2 separate regions of the Homo sapiens genome follow, and region 2 is linked to region 1. A link is an interaction called in ENCODE POLR2A ChIA-PET data of the cell type or tissue named here. Cell type or tissue: K562. All regions are shown on one strand. Links, peaks and the distances in the headings refer to the core of each region. The heading gives the core; the rest is flanking DNA.

Region 1 (10,300 bases), core at 1,644-9,643:
GACGGGGTTTCACCTTGTTGGCAGACTGGTCTCGAAATCCTGTTCTCAAGTGATCTGCCTGCCTCAGGCTCCCAAAGTGCTCAGCCCCTGCACCCAGCCGAGTGGGCACTCGTAAATCCTGCTTAGCAGGTGGTTCATCTGAACAATGCTTTCTGAATATGCCTTACTTGGTCCTCCTGCCATACGTTTAACTGTGCATGGCCTTCCTATTCCAAATCACTGCCTGTTTACATCTTATCCACCAGCCAAAGCTACCTCAGATCCCACCTGCTTCATGGAACCATTCCTGACTCCCTGTCACGCTTCTCCCCACACCAATAATGAGTATGACAGTTACTGGGGCTCAGAAAACAGTACTGCAAAGTGAAGGCCTTGGGAGTAACCTCAGAAGCAAAAGTTTTCTCTGATGTTCTCCTGCCCTCCTGTCTCTCCATCCCATTCTCTTCCAGGCCAGCTATAGAAACTAGAATCCCTCTTCCCCAAGGCGGGTCAGAGAAACCGGAACACTTTTTCTTGAAAGCCAGCCATAAAACCTAGAAATGTTCTGTGTAAAAACTGGTCATAAAGAAATTATGTGACTTACGTTTTTTGACTGCAGATTATTCCAGAGGTCTCATTCCAGAGAGGGCCTTACCCCATAACCAGAGGAAGAAATGCAGGCTCAGAGAGGCCAAGAAACATCTAGATAGACAGATCTTGCTGGGTTTCCCCTGTGTTTATTACCATTAGATCATAGTCTTTTCGTCCAATCATATTTCTACGGGGCTGTCCATACTTTGTTGAACCTGAGCATAAAAATGAACAATTTCCCCTGTATCTTTGGGTCTTCATTCTGAAGGCTCTTGTGTACACACATTAAATAAATGTGTGTGCCTTTTCACCAGCTAATCTGCCTTTTATGAGTTGATTTTTTAGCGAGTCTTTAGAGGGCCAAACCCTTGGCCCCTATCCTGTGCTCTCCTCTAAATGCCTGCACTCTGGGTGTCTGTCGAAGCGCATTTACTTCATTCCATTGTGTGTTAGTTATTCGTGTGCTTATCTCTTCCGGTGGATAGGGAGCTCTAAGAGGTTATGTTCCACATCTGAGTCTTCTCTGATTCTCCCACAGCATCTAGCATAGGATCTTAAACATAATAGGTGTTCAACAAATGTTTGCATGGAATTTGCTACACAGAGCTGGACTAAAATTCTGGTTCTGCTTTCTACCAGCTGTATGAGTCCTTGGGCAAATCACTTGCCCTTTTTATTCCTCTATAACATGAAAATAGTAATGGTCCCCACTTTCTACCCTCTTAGTGTTATTTGAATAAGGACTGAATGAGAAGAGGCACTTCAACTGCTTAGCACATTGCCTGGTACAAACTAAACACTTTAGATTGGCTATTATTATTATTACTATTAATATTATTGTTATTCATTCCCTACCTCAAAGAAACCTTTATCCTTGACAAATATAAGCTGTGATAAGAATGATTTAAGGAGACCTTATATTTCAATGTCAACAATTTTTCCTTTAATTCTTCTGGGTAGTATCAGTAACATTTTCTGGTTTCTTTTCTTTTTTTTTTTTAGACAGGTTCTTGCTCTGTCACCCAGGGTGCAGTGCAGTGGCAGGATCATGGCTCACTGCAGCCTCAATGTCCTGGGCTCAAGTAATCCTCCCACCTCAGCCTCCCTTGTAGTTGGGACCACAGGCATGCATCACCATGCCTGCCTAATTTTTAAAATATTTTTTAGACACAGGGTCTCCCTGTGTTGCCTAGGTTGGTCTTGAACTCCTGGGCTCAAGAGATCCTCTTGCCTTGATGTCCCAAAGTGCTGGGATTACAGTCATGAACCACCATGCCTGGCCTCAGTGTTGGTTTCAGATTCTGATTAAATTCCCAGTCCACTGCCTTGCAGGTACTAAGTAGATGCTTAATAAATGCCTGTTGAATGGATGATACTTCACGTTTTCAATCACAAGAAAACATGGCCATGTTTTTATTCATATTTCCTCTCTCTGTCTCTCACCCTTTAAGCAGAATTTAAACAGTTTTTAAGCAGATATAGAATGCATACTATTTTCTTTTGAGATGGAGTCTCGCTCTGTCACCCAGGCTGGAGTTCAGTGGCACTATCTCAGCTCACTGCAACCTTCGCCTCCTGAGTTTAAGGGATTCTCATACCTCAGCCTCCTGAGTAGCTGGGACTACAGGTGTGTGCCACCATGCCCAGCTAATTTTTGTATGTTTAGTAGAGACAAGGTTTCACCATATTGGCCAGGCTGGTCTCGCACTCCTGACCTCAGGTGAACTGTGTGCCTCAGCCTATATAACAAATTAGCAGTAACTCAGGGGCTTAAAATAGCACACACCTGTCTACAGTGTCTGTGGGTCAGGAGTTTGAGCACAGCTTAGTTGGGTCCTCTGATCAGAGAGGGTCTCACAAGGCTGCAGTCAAAGCTGACTGGATGTGCTCTTATCTGAGGTGCCAGGTTGTCTTCTGAGCTCATTCAGATTGTTGGCTGAGTTCATTTCCTTGTGGTTGTAGGATTGAGGTGTTCAGTTCCCTTTATTTTTTTGAGACAGAGTCTTGCTCTGTTGTCCAGGCTGGAATGCAGTGGCGCAAACTTGGCTCACTGCAACCTCCGCCTACTGGGGTCAAGCAATTCTCCTCTCTCAGCCTCCCGAGTAGCTGAGATTACAGGCGTGCGCCACCATGCCCAGCAAATTTTTGTATTTTTAGTAGAGACAGGATTTCACCAGGTTGGCCAGGCTGGTCTCAAACTTCCAACCTCAGGTGATCCACCTGCCTTGGCCTAAGTGCTGGGATTACAGGCATGAGCCATTGCACCCAGCTGGAAGCGTTCAGTTCCTAAATGCTGACCCCTCCATAGGCAGTTCACAGCATGGCTGCTTCTTCGAGGCCAGCAGGAGAGGGTCTCTCCAACCTCAGGAAGGACCCAGTTCCTCTCACCTGATTAAGCCAGGCCCACCCAGATAATCTCCTTTGATGAACTCCGAATCGACTGTGCAGCAAAATCTTTTCACTTTTGCTGGGTAACATAAGCCAATCACAGAGTGACATCCCATCCTATTCATAGGTTTGGCCCACATTGAAAATGAGGTGATTATACAAGATGTGTAGGGGTGGGGTGGGAGGGCAGTAGTGTGGGGATTTGGGGGGCCATCTTAGAATTCAGCCTTATCACAGGACATGTTTTCTACGTGTCTATTTCAGCCCAGCAGATATTTTTACAAACAGAAATTCCAAAATGTGTTTCTATACCTGAGTTGGTTAAATAAACTCAGAAAAGGTAGCACCATGTTGATGGTAATTCCTGACTATAGCACCATAAAGTCAATAATAATAATAGTTAGGTGCTAAGTACTTTAACATACTTTGTAAAAACGACATTCTAATTTTCACAACTACTGTACCTCATTTCACCAAGGAGGAAACTGAGGCACAGAGAGGCTAAGTACCTCGCTCTAGGAGGTGGCTGGGATGTGTGCAGTCCCACTCTGGGCTTGCTCTCCTAACTCCTGTGTCCTAAATATAGTTTAGAAAAATAGCATGCACCGGACAAACATGCATGTAAATGATTGAATGTGATGATGGTGACGGCACATTTTATGCCCATGCTTGATTTCTGTCTCTGCTCCCTCTCTCTCCCCCTTCCCTCTCTCCTGCTCTCTGACGTTAAATGCTTGGTTACTCAAGGCCGCAGTTACAGGATGTTAGGTAAACAGCCCTCCGTCCCTGCCCCCGCCCTTTTACTTTCAATACCGAGAAAATGGAACAGAACGTTAGGGAAGGAGGCTTCGCGGGCTGTGCCGGCGCCTGGCTCAGCCCCTCCCGGCGGCCACGGTCGGCTGCCCGGCTGCTCTGACCGCGAGCGGCTGGGTGTCGGTGCCCTGCTCTCCTCTGGGCGCCAGGATGTTCCTGCCCAGTGCGTGTCCAGAATAGCCGCTCAGACACCGGCTCCAGGTTCAGCCAGGCGGGGCGCGTCCCTGCCTCCCTCCCCTTTGCCTGCCACTGCCCTCCTTCTAACGAGGGCTCAGCTCCGACTACCCCAGGCCTCCGGGGACCCTCTCCGGATGCGCTCCCCGCTTTGCGCTTTGCGCTTTTTGCCTGTTCCCTGGGGTCGCGGAAGTCCCGCTTGCCCGGCCAGCGGGTACCACTCCCCTAGTCAGCCTAGGGAAGCTACACACACACACACACACACACACACACACACACACACACACACACACACACGTACACACTCTGTTCGCGTTCGCATACTATATATGTATTTTTTGAGAGTAGCTCTGTCGCCAAGGCTGGAGTGCAGTGGCGCGATCTTGGCTCACTGCAACCTCCGTCTCCTGGGTTCAAGCAATTCTCCTGCCTCAGCCTCCTGAGTAGCTGGGATTACAGGCGTCCGCTATCACGACTGGCTAATTTTTGTATTTTTAGTAGAGATGGGGTTTCACCATGTTGGTCAGGCTGGTCTCGAACTCCTGACCTCGTGATCCGCCTTCCTCGGCCTCCCAAAGTGCTGGGATTACAGCCGTGAGTCGGCCTATTTTTTGTTTCTGTAAGGAAATATGAGCTTTCCCATTTTTCACCCCGGAGAAACAAGCAGCTCTCACTTTTATTAATTTCTTCTGAGTTTACAGAAGAACTAGGTAGCCTGTTCCCACTCAGAAACTCATTCCACATGGTTTGGGTGGTCCTACCACTGCCCTCACCCGCGTCAACAAAGGAGTGGGAACCGAACTCAGGCCCTGCCCATCAGATCATCGAATTCCTCTGGCCACAGTGATTGGGTAAGGGATGATGCATGAGCTTATTTGCACCAATCAGAGACCTCCTGGAGACTTTCGTCCCCCAATTTCTGGGAAGAGGAGCTCCTTCTGGGGTTAACCTGGACTCAGGTTGCTGCTGCCTATTCTTACCCCTCTAGCTTGTGTGAGAAATGGCTTGTGTGAGAAATGGCAATAGAGGCAGAGCCCTGGTGACATCATTTGAGCTCCTGGATCCTGCTATGCCTGAAGCCTATTTATTGTTGCACTTTGGGGGTTATATAAATCAATAAGTCATGTCCCCCCACTCCCCACCCCACTTTTGTGCTTAGGTTGTGATCAGTTAGGATTCTGCACTTGTGACTGAAAAATCCTTGTACAGGAACCAACCTTCTGGAAACTTCTCCCATGTGTCAGGTACTGTTATGTACTTTAAATATCTGTTTCAATCTGCTGTCTAAGGACCTGTGTCCTAAAGAGTTTAGTCCGTATCTTGTGTGGCAGACATGATTACCTGTCTTACAAACTGGGACACAGAGGCTCAGACAAATAAGTAGATTTCTTATGAACATATAACAAGTGGCAGAGGAGACATCCTGTGCTTTCTGCCATGGCCTCTGGTAACACTCACCATTTTTGCTGTTCAATGGTATTTGGGTTCATACCACTTGGCAGCATTATTCTACTTTTTATATGAACTTACATGTGACCAAACCATCTGAATTGGAAGATCCTTGATGACAAGGACCACAACCTGTGCTCTGTTTGCTGTCCCCACTGCCATCACCATCACACAGGCCCACAGCACCTAGCACTGGATGAGACACATCACAAATCCTGGACAAACTCTTGCTGAAACCATGACATGTCGATGGCCCTTCACAGAAGACTTCACAAAAGGCTTCCCATAACCCTATTAATGGAAAAAGGTGACGTGGGCAGAGTATGCAGTTGTACCTGTTGAAATAAACATGCTCTTTGCAACGATCACAACCCAATTATTCTTTCCAGGAGCTGACCCCAGGGAGTCATTCATTCAATATCAATATCAATCCATTCTTGTTTTTTTTCCTTTTTTGGAGAGAGTGTCTCAGCCTGTTGCCCAAGCTGGAGTGCAGTTACGTGATCGTAGCAGCTCACAGCGGTCTCGTCCTCCTGGGCTCAAGTGATCCTCTTGTCTCAGCCTCCTGGATAGCTAAGACTACAGGTGTGTGTCACCATGGCCGGCTAATTTTTAAAAATGTTTTGTAGGCTGGGTGCGGTGGCTCACGCCTGTAATCCCAGCAGTTTGGGAGGCTGAGGCAGGCCGATCACGAGGTCAGGAGTTCGAGACCAGCCTGGCCAGCATGGTGAAACTCCTTCTCTACTAAAAATACAAAAACTATCCAGGCATCGTGGTGGGTGCCTGTAGTCCCAGCTACTCAGGAGATTGAAGCAGGAGAATTGCTTGAAGCTAGGAGGCGGAAGTTGCAGTGAGCGAAGATCGCGCCACTGTGTTCCAGCCTGGGCAACAGAGCGAGACTCCATCTCAAAAAAAAAAAAATTGTTTTGTAGAGATAGGGTCTCCCAACGTTACCCAGACTGGTCTCAAATTCCTGGGCTCAAGCAGTTCTCACTTGGCCTCCCAAAGTGTTAGGATTACAGGCATGAACCACCGTGCCTGGCACCATCCACTCACTATTCATCTTAAATTCAACAAATGTTTTCTGAATATTCATCACATACCAAACATATTGCAAGACTGGGATACTAAGATATGAATAAGATATGGCTCCTTCCCTCAATGATCTTGTTTGTAGTTGCCTTTTAATTACTCTGAAGCAAACTTCCCAAAGCACTGGCAAATTGCTGTTAGAACTGTTGACTATCTCCTGGATGGTCCATCATTAAGGCTCAAGCATTGTCCAGGAGAAGAACATTAGCTCTCATATTGGTCTTTATCAGTCAGCTGGGCCCATTTCAACCAACAGGACTGCCACAATGCACAACTCCAGGGAGCATCATTCACATAGACTAATGACATTCTCAGAAGTTGAACAGTGCACAGTCTACGGCTGTAAATGGCAGCCCTGAGAACACAAACAGCACCCATTAATGCTATCCCCTCACATTCACAGTCACATTTGTGGAGCACTTTACAGTTTATAAGGAATTTCACCTACATTATCTCAGTTGAACTGAGAAATTCTATTTTGTTTCCCATAATGTAGTCTCTCTTCACTGCCCTTCACCCCATGAGACTCTCTGTTGGCTCCATGAGCTCCCGGAGGCCCCTTCTCAGATGGTGATGGCCCAGCTGAACTAGCGACAATTACCAAGCACCAAGTTACATTACAGCTCTAGGCTTTCGTCTACCCTGAAGCATTTACCTGGAATTAGCAGTGGTCGCAGCTCGGCAGAGGTGACTGTGCTGGTGATTATGAACGCATTCCTTGTTTGTCTTTTCAGCCCTGAAATCCTGTCAGTGAGGAGAAGTGATAATACCATGTTATTAAGTTCTTTCTGGGTAATGTAATTCAGGAGTCAGGAGGCAGTTTGGTCATTTATGTCTCTGAAAAGCTTAGAATAATTTCCAGTGTCATTATCCCCCATTTTAAAGAGCCAGGCTCCAATATGTGAATGTGTGTATAGGCATGTACACCTAAGCACGGGCATATGGCCAGATGTGTCCATAAACCAACACAAGCTTCAACTTATTTATAGATCCGTGTATATGCACGAAACTCTGCCTTTTTAGCGTCATGGCTTCCTAAATCTAGGTTTTCAGGAATTAAGTTTATTCCTAGCCTTTTCCCTGGCATGTTGTGGAGTCTACATTTTTGCTTGCCATTATCATAATTGTTACACAAAAAGAATGAGCACACTGGTTATAAACACATCTGTGAGGTGAGTAGTGCCAGCCTTTATGGACAGCCTTTCAGTCACCCAGTTCTCTTTATAACTCCTCCTTTCTAAGTAATTTTCTTAGAGCTTCTGCTTCTCCCAGAAAAGGCCTTTCTAGCAGGCACTGGTTATGTGTTTATTTTTCCTTTAACACATTGTACTGGTAACTCAGATACTTTAGGCAGGAAAGGTATGTCTATGATATGCACTTATCTCCCTTGTTAATGGAGTTGGCACCTTGATTGTCGATTGTGGAATTTCCAAGCTGGAAGGAACCTGTGAGATTATGTGAGCCAGCTGTCTCTCTGCACAATGAAGAAAGGGATGCTTGGAGCAGGCAATAAGTAGTTCAAGGTCCTTAGAGTTAGTGGCATAGCAAGGATGAGAAACCAAGTCTGCTGCTCCTACCCCGAGAGCTCTCTCTGTTATCATGGTTCAGTCCCTTGGAAGACCGCTTTGCTTCGCTCCTGGTATGCTCTTCCTGTTTTCTTTTATGAGCATGGAGATGGTAACTGGAGACTGGACCTGGCATAACCCTCAGATTCTGGAGAGCTTTGTAGGCCATTGCAAGAGCTGGCTGTTACTATAATATCAGATTCCAATGAAGGACTGTGATCGGACATGTCACATAGTGACATGATATGACATGCTTTAAGGAAATCATTCCAACAGCTGTGTTAAGAGTAGATTTAGGTGACGAGAATGAAAGTAGGGAAGACAGTTGGAGGCTGCTACAATAAGCTGGGGACCATAGTGGGGCTGTGGACATCATGTTCTAGATGAATTTTAAAGGTAGAGCCAATGGATTGCTGAGGATTGGATGGGGAGAGAGGGGTGCTGAGATAAAGAGATGAGTCAGAGTCTTGCTAGTTTTGTGGCCAGGGTGACTGGTAAGGCGGTGCTGTGCTCACTCGGAAACACCCTCAGAGACACATCCAGAGATAACATTTAATCTGGGCATCCCTTGGCTCAGTCAAGTTGACACAAAATTAACCATCACTAGGTACTAGTAGGCATTCCAAAGAATCCTCTGGGTTCCAGATGTACTCCCTCAAGTCACCACTGAGTAGCATCAGTCAAAATTTCCCTTGACCAGGCCGGGTGCGGTGGCTCACGCCTGTAATCCCAGCACTTTGGGAGGCTGAGACGGGCAGATCACGAGGTCAGGAGATTGAGACCATCCTGGCTACCACGGTGAAACCCCGTCTCTACTAAAAATAGAAAATATTAGCCAGGTGTGGTGGCAAGCGCCTGTAGTCCCAGCTACTCGGGAGGCTGAGGCAGGAGAATGGTGTGAACCCGGGAGGCGGAGCTTGCAGTGAGCCGAGATAGCACCACTGCATTCCATCCTGGGCGACAGAGCAAGACTCAGTCTCAAAAAAAAAAAAAAAAATTTCCCTTGACAATTAAGATCAGTCAGAACCGAATTCTGCCTCCAACCTTAAAGAGGTTGGAAGAGGACTCCGAGCTCCAAATGAAAATGTAGGCCAGGCGTGGTGTCTCATGCCTGTAATCCCAGCACTTCGGGAGGCGGAGGCGGGTGGATCACATGAGGTCGGGTTACATGAGGTCGGGAGTTTGAGACCAGCCTGGTCAACATGGTGAAACCCTGTCTCTACTAAAAATACAAAAATTAGCCAGGCATGGTGGTGCATGCCTGTAATCCCAGCTACTCAGGAGGCTGAGGCAGGAGAATTGCTTGAACCCGGGAGGCGGAGGTTGCAATGAGCCATGATTGGGCCACTGCACTCCAGCCGGGTTGACAGAGTGAAACTCCCTCTCAAAAAAATAAAAAAAAGAAAATGTAGCTGCCAACACCCAGATTTTAGCCTTATGATAGCCTAAGCGGGAACCTAGCAATGCCGCGCCTGCCTTCTGACCTATAGAACTGTGAGCTAATAAGTAGGTGTTGCTTTAAGCCACCAAGTTTGTAGTAATTTTTTGCATAGCAATAGAAAACCAACGCACATTCAGAGATCAGAAAGCTATAAGAACTAAATGTTCTAAATTAGTATCATTAATAATAGGACAACTAGACATTATGTGCCTGCTGATGTGATATGAAATCCAATAGGAAGTTCATAGCATCATTTAAAGTATTTGATCAATTGCATTAAATCTGAATTAAACCAAGTTTTTAGATTACATGACTATATGCATTTATCAAAACAAATAAAACTGTAAACTAAAAAGGATGAAGTTTACCATGCCTAAGTTTTACCTTAGTAAACCTGGCTTTAAAAAAAACAAGCCATTAGATCTACCTCAATTTGTAGAAGATACTAATACTGCTTAAATGAGAGCATGAGAAAATAGATGTATTTAGAATGTGGGATATGCTACATGACAGTGGGCCTGATGTCTTCAAAGACTCAATGTCATTAAAAAAATGATGAAGGGGGATTGTCCTATATTAGGCAAGACTTAAGAGACATAATAAATAAACTCACTGTATGAAACTTATTGGATTCTGGTTCCAAAGAAAAGCTATAAAAGACATTTTTAGGACAATTGTAGAAATTTGAATATAAAGTGAGTTTTGGATGATATTAGGGGACTATTACTATTTTTGTTAGGTATAATTCTGGTATTGTTAATTGGAATTTTTTCTCTAGGTTTTGGAGATACATGTTGAAGTATTTAGG
Region 2 (10,300 bases), core at 997-8,996, 76 kb before region 1:
TTGGGAGGCTGAGGTGGGTGGGTCACTTGAGGTCAGGAATTTGAGACCCCATCTCTATTAAAAAATACAAAGATTAGCTGGGTGTGATGTCACACACCTGTAATCCCAGCTACTCAGGAGACTGAGGCAGGAGAATTGCTTGAACCTGGGGGGCGGAGGCTGCAGTGAGCCAAGATCATGCCACTGCACTCCAGCCTGGTCGACAGCGCGGGACTCTGTCTCAACACACACACACACACACACACACACACACACACGCACAACACACACACACACTCTCTCTCTCTTTCTCTCTCAAATCTGTCCTGGGGGCACTAGGCAGCCCTGACTCTGGCCCATCTTCCTGGCTCCCTCTCACTGAACTGGGTCATCTTTTTCATTGCTCTGTTCTCTCCACTCCCGACAGATCCATGATTTGTTCCAGAGCTTCGATGACACCCCTCTGGGGACGGCCTCCCTGGCCCAGGTCCACAAGGCAGTGCTGCATGATGGGCGGACGGTGGCCGTGAAGGTCCAGCACCCAAAGGTGCGGGCTCAGAGCTCGAAGGACATTCTCCTGATGGAGGTGAGAGCCCTCCCTTTCTCCTTCCTGTGTCCTCAGTCTACATTTCCCTGGGATCCAGGCCACCTAGGTGGAACTGGTTCAAGCTGGTGAGTGGAGTGTGGCCCTTCAAGCAGCAGAGGGAGAGGAGAGCTGAGATTACGACAGAGGAGGTGTTATGACAGCTCCCTGACCATGAAACCCTGTGGCAGCATGGGTTAGTTCTTGATTTGTCCCTGGAGTTCCCAGGAACTGCCTGTGATGGTCTCAAAACACACTAAGTGGCTGCTAGGGGCCAAGGGGACCTCAGGGAAGGGATGTTGTAGAAATGAGCTGAACCAAAGGTGTGTTTTTTGTCTACCAAAGGGATAGACAAAATTACATCTTAATTTGTTAAATTGTAACAAAAGGGAGCATGTGGTCAACAGGGATATAAAAATGACATACAGATCACATAGAAACATCTATGCAGGTTGCAGGTTTGCTTCTCTGGTACTTATTTGGAATGAAGAAATTCACGTGTCTGAACGGTCCTAGGAAAAACCCTTAGTGGACTTTTCTAGCTCTGTGCTCAGAGTAAGGGCGGAAGGTGCTGAGCAGCCACTGCTTGAGTCAGTAGCCATCACCGCCTACGGGGAGGTCAGCAATCTGTTTAATTTGTCAGTATGTCCCTTTTCTTCCTTTTCTTGTTTCCCTTCCTTTGCTCCCCTTCCTCACTCTGGACTCTTAGTTTATTCTTTCAACTCTAACCAAACTTGATGCATATATTGAGGGTCTTCTGCACCCTATGCTAGGTGGGTGCTGGGGACATGAGAGTGAGTGAGCCCCATCTTCATCTTGGGGTAATCCTCATTTAGTGGAGACAGGCGTGTAAACAGTCACAGCGTGTTTGCACAGTGCCATGTAGCACTGTGCCTGGATGGATGGGGCACCAAGGGGGCTGCAGCAAGATGGTGACTCTTGAGATAGCCAGGCAGCGGAAGGACAGCCCCGCGGGTGTGAGGGCCTGACTGCTTGGAGGACAGAGTGTACTTGGATAACTTCGACCTGTTCAGATGGTATGAGCTCGAAGTGGAGATGAGGCTGGGAAGGTAGGTAGGACAGAACACGGGGGGTTTGTATTCCAAGCTAAGGCGTAGAATGGTATGTATGGTCAACACTCACTACATATTTGTGGATCTGAGCAGATCTGATTTTTTTCCTGTAGTCAGTGGGGAACCATTTAAGAATTTTAATCAGGGGACTGTCATGATCAGATTTGCATTAGAAATAAAAATCTGTTGGGAGTCTGGAGAATGGATTGGAAGGCAGAAAGACTGTAGCCAGGAGACGAATTGAGCTGCTGCATGGGTCTGAGACAGAAATAATGATGTGAAGTGAGGAGTGTAATGGGAGTAAGGGAGATGGATGGGTTCAAGGGGCAGAATCATCAGGATTTGTGACCAGCTTTACACATGGGGTGGGGGCAAGGACTGGTATGAATGAGAAGGAGACAAATATCTTAGGTTTCTGGCTTAAGTGATTACGTTTAGGTATATTTAACTATATATAGTAGTTCCCCCTTATCTGTGAAGATACATTCCAAGACCCCCAGTGGATGCCTGAATCCTCAGATAGTGCCCAACCCTATATACGCTGTTTCTTCTTATACACACTGATATGGTTTGGCTGTGTCCCCACCCAAATCTCATCTTGAATTGTAGCCCCCATAAGCCCCACATGTTGTGGGGGGGGACCTGGTGGGAGGTAATTGATTCATGGAGGCATGTCTTTCCCATGCTGTTCTCATGACAGTGACTAAGTCTCACAAGATCCGATGGTTTTATAAAAGGGCAGTCCCCCTGCAAAGGCTCTCTTGCCTGCCACCATGTAAGATGTGCCTTTGCTTCTCCTTGGCCTTCTGCCATGATTGTGAGGCCTCCCCAGCCATGTGGAACTGTGCGTCCATTAAACCTCTTTCTTTTATAAATTGTCCAGTCTCAGGTATGTCTTTTTAGCAGCGTGAGAACAGACTAATACACATACATACCTATGATAAAGTTTAATTTATAAATTATGCATAGTAAGAGACTAATAAAATATAATTATAACATATAATTATAATGAGTGAGGTGAATGTGGTCTCTTTCTCAAAATATCTTGTTGTATTGTACTCACCTATTTTCAGGACACAGTTGACCTTGGATAACTGAAACCTTGGAAAGCTAAACTATAGAGAAGGGGGACAACTATTTATCAGTCAGGGTACAGCTGGGGAAAATAACTTGCTCTATGTTACTCCCAGATCATAGACATGGGAGTGGGAGCTGCAGATGCTGTTTGAGGCAGAAGAGTTTCCATCTCCTCTTGCCCCCCCAGTATGCCAGTATCCCTCAGTGTTGCCTCTGGGCAAAACCTAGCTGGCAGCAAGTTGGCAAGGGAGCCTGGGAAATGGAAGTTCTTATAAGAGTAAGGGGATCGGGATGCCTCTCAGAACAAAGTGAAATGGTCAATGCAGCAACCAAATAGGGTAAAATAGTGCTCTTGGCAGTTTTGGATAGGGATATCCCTGTTGGTCTGGAATCCAGGCTGGAATACAAATTCAGCATGTATGAGTAAAGATACTTTTGATAGATGAATGTGGTGGAGTAGTTAAGATCACTAGAGAAGGTATATAGAGTTAAAAAAAAAAAAAAAAAACAGAAGAAGAAGAAAGAAGGCAAGGAAAAAAAACTGTGCAAAACATTGGGGGGTGAGCCCAAGAGGATAAGTTCATGAATGGGACTAAGAAAGCATGGTCAGAGAGATTGGAGGAAAACCAGGATTGAGCAATGCTGCTATATTCAGTGGAGAAAAGTTAAAGATGAAAGCACTATATTAGTTATCTAATGCTGCATAATGAGTCACCTCAAAACACAGTGAGCTTAAAACAACAGTCATGTGTTTTGCTCATGAATTCGCAGTTTGGCCGGGGCTTGGTAGAGAAACTCATCTGTTTTATGCAGCTCTAGCTGGAGTAGCTTGACTGGGGGCTGGAGTGGCTCATTTCCTGGCTGGCAAGTTGGTGCTAGCTGTTGTCTGGGAGCTTAACTGGGGCTGTGGGCCAGGGCCTTAGTTCCTCTCCATATCAGCCTCTACATGGCTGCTTGGTCTTCCTCACAGCATGGCGGCTGGGTTCTAAGAGCAAGTGGCCCAAGAGAATAAGGCTGAAAGTACATCACAGTTTTATGACTCAGCCTTGGAAACTACATAGGATTACTTCTTTCTTACTCTTTTGGATGAAGCAGTCACAAAGGCCCCCTTAGTTAAGTTCAGGGTTGGGGAAATAGACTCTACCTCTTAATGGGAGAGTGGCAAGGTTCTAGAAGTGAATTAGAATGGGAGGTACTGTTGCAGCCGTTTTGGAAAACATAGTCTGCCAGAATTCCTCAACGTTGTCATATGGGAGATCAAATCAGTAAAGCACTGGAAAGGGTATTTTGGATCTGGCGATTTAGGGTGGTTAGAAAGAGCAGCTACAGTGGCCTGATCGGGGTGAAAAAGAATTGAGACTCAAGAAAGTGGAGACTCTTCATGGAGAATGTACTGTTTTCAGATATTTAGCTGTGGAAGGTTTGGGAGAGTTAGGGTAGTGGTCAGAGCAGAGCATAGGATTAAATACTGAGGAGACTTCAGTGGAATCGTAGCTGATGGGGAAGGGGGCAGGTTGGGGATTCAGCAGAGAGAAGTAATTGCTAGATCAAGTCCTAAGGGAGATTCAAGCGACTGGGAATGAAGAACACAGGTGGAAACCTTAGCCTTTGTTTCGAGCCCAGTGGAAGGTGGGAAGGCTGGGTACAGATGAGTGTGTGGGGCAGAGGAGAGGGGGAGGGAAAGTGGGCAGCAGAGTGTGTAGCAGCCTGATAGCCTCTATTTTTTCTCTGAAGTGGGAGGCAAGACCATCTGCTGAGAATGAGGGGGTAGAAGGTAGCATTGGAGACTCGAGGTGGGTGAAGGTTTGGAACAGCTACTGTGTGCAGTGGAAGGGAGCTGACCAGGGCAGGAGAGCAGGATTGCTGGGTGGCCCTGAGCATCCGCCTACAAACCTGATTTTTCTAGCACACCTGTCAGCAGCTGTGGAGCAGCCATAGCTGGGAGAGACCTGGGAGACTTGGAGGATCCCAGGGTTTCCTGAATCCCAGAAGCCACTCCTGAGTCAGGCAGGAAGCTGCCTCTGCGTAGTAAAGCCATCAGGGCCCACTTGGACAGTGAGGACAGCTGTCGCTTTTTCTTTGCGTTTTCTTGCTGGCTCCCTAAGTAATGGTTGCTGTAAGGTCAGAGCAATAATAGCAGTAATAAAGATTTGGCATCTTCCTCCCTGAGATAAGCATCACATGCTTTTCTTGGGAAGCACAGCCTGGCAGGCTGTGTGCAGAGTACAGAGTGGCTCCTTAGTAGTGGCTGAGGCAGTTCTGGGGCTGGGACCACAAGGCAAACCTGAGACCCGCACTCATACCCTTCAGGAGAACAGCTGGAATGGAGGCCTGAGGCCACCACCCCATGGATCATCAGGATTAGCAGCAGCACTGGGTAACACTGCCATCTCACTGGGCTTCGTCTCTGGTGGGAAAAGTCCTGCCTGGGTCTTTCTCTGGTACAAAACCAAGAAGGGCCCAACTGGAAAGCTCGTACTTGAAGTGAATATTTTGTTTTTCTGTGTTGAGACCTAAATGGTGTCTTATATTTAGGAATGACAATCCAAGAAAGGTATTAAGCATTTTTGGCTTGAAGAGTGATTTCTAGGGGACATTTAGGGCTACCAGAAACTTAGGGACAGAGAGGAGGAAAAGCTACTTTTCTGCATAGCCTCTACGTCTCCTTTCATGCCAACTCCAGGTGTGGTGTGCCCTTATGCTTCTCTCCCACTGTTGTACACTCTCCTCTGCCCCATAATTGATCACAGCCTGGTCTTAAGAGGAAAGCAATCTGATGAAAGCAGTTCACAGTAAAGAGAGTGACTGATAGGCTTAACCTCTTTATATTTGCATCTTAAGAGGTGACCTTCTACACCCAAACTCATAACTACTGTGCATTTACAGGGTGATAGAGGTCTACAGGGGTGAGACTTTTGAGAGCAAGGGGGTGGTGACTACTGGTTGTGTCAGGTGGGATGCTTTCAGTTGGCTCTAAGAATCAGAAAATCCAACTGAAAGTGGTATAGCTAATACTAACCCTTATTATCTCACATGTGAAGATGTCTGGAACTTGGGTCAGCTGTTCCAAGGCTGACAGCCCAGCACCTCATTGTTTGTAATGACTCAGACTCTTTCCATGTTTCACTCTGCTATCTCAGCTTCCTGGCTCGCCCTCCTGAGCGAGCACCGCACGTAGTCCCAACACAGCTGCAACAGTTCCTGGTGTTACAAGTAGGGGACATCCTCATATTCTTTATCAGAAAAAAAAAAAAAAAGAGATCCCTAGCAGAGTTCCCTTCATTTGTTATTGTCCAGAAGTAATGCCCACTCCCAAATCAGTCTTGGCAAGAAAACTGAGACCACCTTGATTGGCTTAAACCAATCATGACTCACCTTCTCAGACCTGCTATCCTTGAAGGACATGAAGGATGTACAAACTTGGGGTTGTGTTAGCCAGGATGATGGGGGAGATGGCTGTTGGTTTGGCCTCCAATAGCATGTACTACCCTAGAGTTTTGTGTCTACTCTGAACCTGGCAGTTTTGTGTCTCCTGTGAACCTTCTCCCTTGGAGAGGGGAGAGAGCCTCTAGGATAGACTGTTGAAGGATGGCAGGGAAGGGAGGCTGATTCTCAGTAAATGGTGTTCAGTGAATCTGATGGTGTCGATGACTTTGCACAAAAGAAAAAGGCAGAGCCAGGGATGTTTTTTCAGCTTTGTCATTATCACCTGATATTGTCCCTTTAATAGTTGGGGCAACTCTACTTCTAGATGCACGGCCAGTGACTCTTATTGATTTGAATGGCTGTCCAGAGCCAGACTAATTGGGCCCAGAGATTGGAACAATGATTCAGCAGGAGGGGGTGAACTGATGAAGCATAGTCCATCCGTCTGCTGGCGGGCTGGCTTTGCAGCAGTTCTTTTCTACCCACAATATTGGGGAGCTTAGCGGGCCATATCTCACTGCCATTCTCACTGCTTGAGGGCAGGGTAGGACTCAGATGATCCCTGAGCTGGGGGACTACCATAATCTCCAGGTCCTAATCACCCTGTATCACTCCCAGTTATTTCTCCAGCTTCTGAATTGATGAGGAACACTCCCTTGCCCTCTCACCCTAAGGAATCTAACTCATTGCCAAGTACTATGCCCTTCATGCACTACTGGGCCCCAAGGTGCTCGGCTATGTTGGGGTGGGACTCTTTGGCCTGAGCACTAAATCTGATCTATTGCTTGATGTCATCTGGCCCATCCCAAGGGTCTCAAAAAGTGAAAACCCATGGCAGTCATGTTTTTGACCTTTTCTGAGCAGCATTTTCAGTGCATTCTGTCTACCATCTTGTTTCTTCCCTTCCTTCCTTCCTTTTTTTTTTTTTTTTGACAGAGTCTCACTCTGTTGCCCAAGCTGGAGTGCAGTGGTGCGACCTTGGCTCACTGCAACCTCCACTGCCTGGGTTCGAGTGATTCTCCTACCTCAGCCTCCCAAGTAGCTGGGATTACAGGTATCTGCCACCACGCCTGGCTAATTTTTGTATTTTTAGTAGAGACGGGGTTTTGCCTTGTTGGCCAGGCTGGTCTTAAACCCTGACCTCAGGTGATCTGTCTGCCTCGGCCTCCCAAAGTGCTGGGATTACAGGCGTGAGCCACCGCGTCCAGCCTCATCTTGTTTCTTTACTAAATGTGTTGTTTGAACAGTGGGTGGCTAGGCAATGTTTATGTCGGCACAGAATCCAACAGCGATTTTATTTTTTAAAATATATATTAAAAAATATCCAGAGATGTGGGCCACCCAAGGAAACTTCTCTTCACCCTATAAATCTGTTTTCTAAAAAGCGTGTACTTTAATAACTTATCAGAACAAAGATAAACCCCGTGAATGGCAAGCTATGTACATCACTCTGAACTGATTTTCGATCCTTGTTGAACGTTCATTTTTACCAGTTTGGATCGGTACAGGCATTCTATTTAGTGTGCTGTTTTCCCATGGAACATTATTTCTTTTATAATGTACAGTAACTTGATAACAGTAACTTGCATTTCTAGTTGCATTTTACAGTTTACAAAGCTCCTCTGCCTTATCTTGAGCTTCCTATTGTATTGTCCTGTGTCGTTGTGTTGTGTTGCACGAGGCAGGGCTGCATAAAGAACGAACAAGAAAAGCCCAGGTCAGAGTTTGTTTTGACAATTCCTGTTTTCTACTATGTAAAATTGGCAAGAAAAGGATTAAATGAAAGTGTATGTGTAAAGTGTTCGTAGCACAGTGCCTGGCATGTAGTAGGAACTAAATAATGATAATTCCCCTTCTCTTTTGCTATTGTAAATAACAGTCAGTCGTTTTATTTCTTTTTCTTTTCTTTTCTTGTTTTTTTTTTTTTTTTTTTTTTTTTTTTAGATGGAGTCTCACTCTATTTATTGCCGCCCAGGCTGGAGTACAGTGGCATGACCTAGGCTCACTGCAACCTCTGCCTCCTGGGTTCAAGCAATTCTCCTGCTTCAGCCTCCTGAGTAGCTGAGATTACAGGCACATGCCACTACACCTGGCTAATTTTTATATTTTTAGTAGAGATGGGGTTTCCCCATGTTGGCCAGGCTGGTCTTGAACTCCTGATCTCAAGTGATCTGTCCGTCTTGGCCTCCCAAAGTGGTGGGATTACAGGCGTGAGCTACCACGCTTGGCCCATTGACTAGTTTTCAAACTTATGTGTGACTCTTCATTTTTTCCATTACATTTCTGTGTGGCCCATGATTGATTTTTCCTCCTGCAAGCCAATGACCCGATAGGAAGATAGTCTTATTATTTTACCTTGAAGGAAGTATTAATTTTTAAATATACCTTGATTGATTCATAAGGTTCTAGATCAAGTAGAGAATTCTCAGGCATTCTGAAATTACGATTCCCCCAAATTCAGAAGTTATGGCTCTTTCCACTAAAACCTCAGAAATAGAAAAACTCATTTTCTTTGGATAACACATGTGAACATATAATTATCTCAGAGAAGCAGACAAACTCTTTGAAATATTCATTTGTTCATTCATTTACTCATTCATTCATTCATGTGAGTATTCAATAAACATCTGTGGAGTGTTGAGTAGGTGGTAGGCACTGGTGAAAACATTGGCTGTTAGAAGAATTTTATGGAGAAGATGCATTTTGGGAGAAAAATCAAAAAGTCAAATTGATAACAACACCTGTTTTATTTTAGTTGATTGCATGTGTTGTCAAAAAGAAAAATTGAAATGAATCTGCTTAAGGTGGGCTAAGTAGATTCATTTAAGAAGGGAGTTGAATGAAACCAGACGGTGAAACTGAGTTTTATTTTACTTTCTTCAGCCAAGAAAAGTCTAAAATGGCAGCAGCCCGAACTACTTGAACCCGACGACTCTTAACCTGACCCCCTCCCCACCCACTGAATTTCAAGGGGTTGGTGAACCCCTTGAATTATGTGCAAAATTATGTATGTTCATTTTCTGGGCTTCGTAGCGGGTATCAAGTTTTAAAATTGGTGACCTCCTATAAAGGGGATGGTGACATTCCATAAATCTGAGAACCACTGACTTCTATTCAAAGAACCCCCTTCATTTTAAGTAACCAAGGAAGTGACCCACAACCCACAGGATGCCTTAGAAACCAGTTCGATGAGCACTGTAAAGTTTTCTGTGTTATGAATTAGCTTACTAATTAGTTACTAGCAATTAATATTAGTTAATATAATAGACTGCTTATGATTAATGATGTCAGGTATTACCAAGTGTTAATAATAATGAATAGTATTAATAATGACTAATTATGTAATTGATTAGTAACTGGAAAATCTTTAATGTGCCTTTCAGTGCTGCTTGGATATCAATGATAATTAAAAATTCCACAAAAAACAGTGACCATACAATAAATGATGAGGAATTACTGTTTGGCCAGAAGCTTCACCCCCAAGTAGAGACCTCACTGGGCTACAGGTAGCTCTCTGTGCATATCCACGTCTGGCCTATGGTAATTACCTGGAGGGTAATCAGTAAATATTGATTGGACAAATGAGAGAGCCTCATTGTGGCCCCTTTCCTTGCCCCTCTCGGGCGAGACCCTCTGGAGTTGAGATTGGAGCAAAATGCTGGATAGCTTTTCTTGCCTGCATTCCAAGCCCAGAAAAGTGGAATTCAGGTGACTTAGATGGCATGGCTGGCCTCCGCCTGGGCCTGGGGGAATCACTTCTGTTTCCCGTTCACTTGCTCTGCATCTGCTCTGGTTGCTGCCAAGGGCCATCTGAGGGCACTGTGACGAGATTTGATGTCTGGAGGCTGCGGTGCCCAGGTGCCAGGGCTTGAGGCATACAGTCCAGGCCTCTCTGTTGCCCCCTCTCCCTTCTAGTCTTGCTTGATACAAACAAAACATAAACTAAATCAATTATCATAAGGTCACAGGTCTAGCCCATGAAAGACCAGACAAAACTCAAAAGAAATTAAACTACAGCCAAATGTAATTAAAAGAAGTTTTGGTAGAAATTGAGCATGATAACACGGTGCGATGATTCTTTTTGGAATGGCGTCTGGTACATCACCCAGGACATAGGGCTTGAAAACAAAGCTGTAAATGCCTTGTAGTTAATAGTCTGGCT

Evidence for each region. Peaks named below come from ENCODE experiments on the same cell type or tissue, not always from the same donor. Only the 100,000 strongest peaks of a DNase experiment are listed, where the experiment ranks them.
Region 2: POLR2A ChIA-PET joins it to region 1 with 5 read pairs; 3 of 35 experiments call an interaction of 5 or more read pairs at or near these places.

Annotation. Positions count from the first base shown.
Region 1 is chr14:77,962,304-77,972,603 of GRCh38, forward strand. It overlaps LOC105370581 (a long non-coding RNA gene), which reads left to right and starts at 3,859. Exons shown (of 3, transcript XR_944053.3): 1 at 3,859-3,972; 2 at 5,105-5,189; 3 at 5,570-5,762. In K562, for the core only: no CTCF peak of the experiment used is centred there; a DNase peak (open chromatin) is centred at 8,508.
Region 2 is chr14:77,886,685-77,896,984 of GRCh38, forward strand. ADCK1 (aarF domain containing kinase 1) reads left to right here. Exons shown (of 11, transcript NM_020421.4): 5 at 407-565. Among named protein-coding and RNA genes, the nearest start is that of ADCK1, 92 kb to the left of the region's middle. In K562, for the core only: no CTCF peak of the experiment used is centred there; DNase peaks (open chromatin) are centred at 5,847 and 6,467.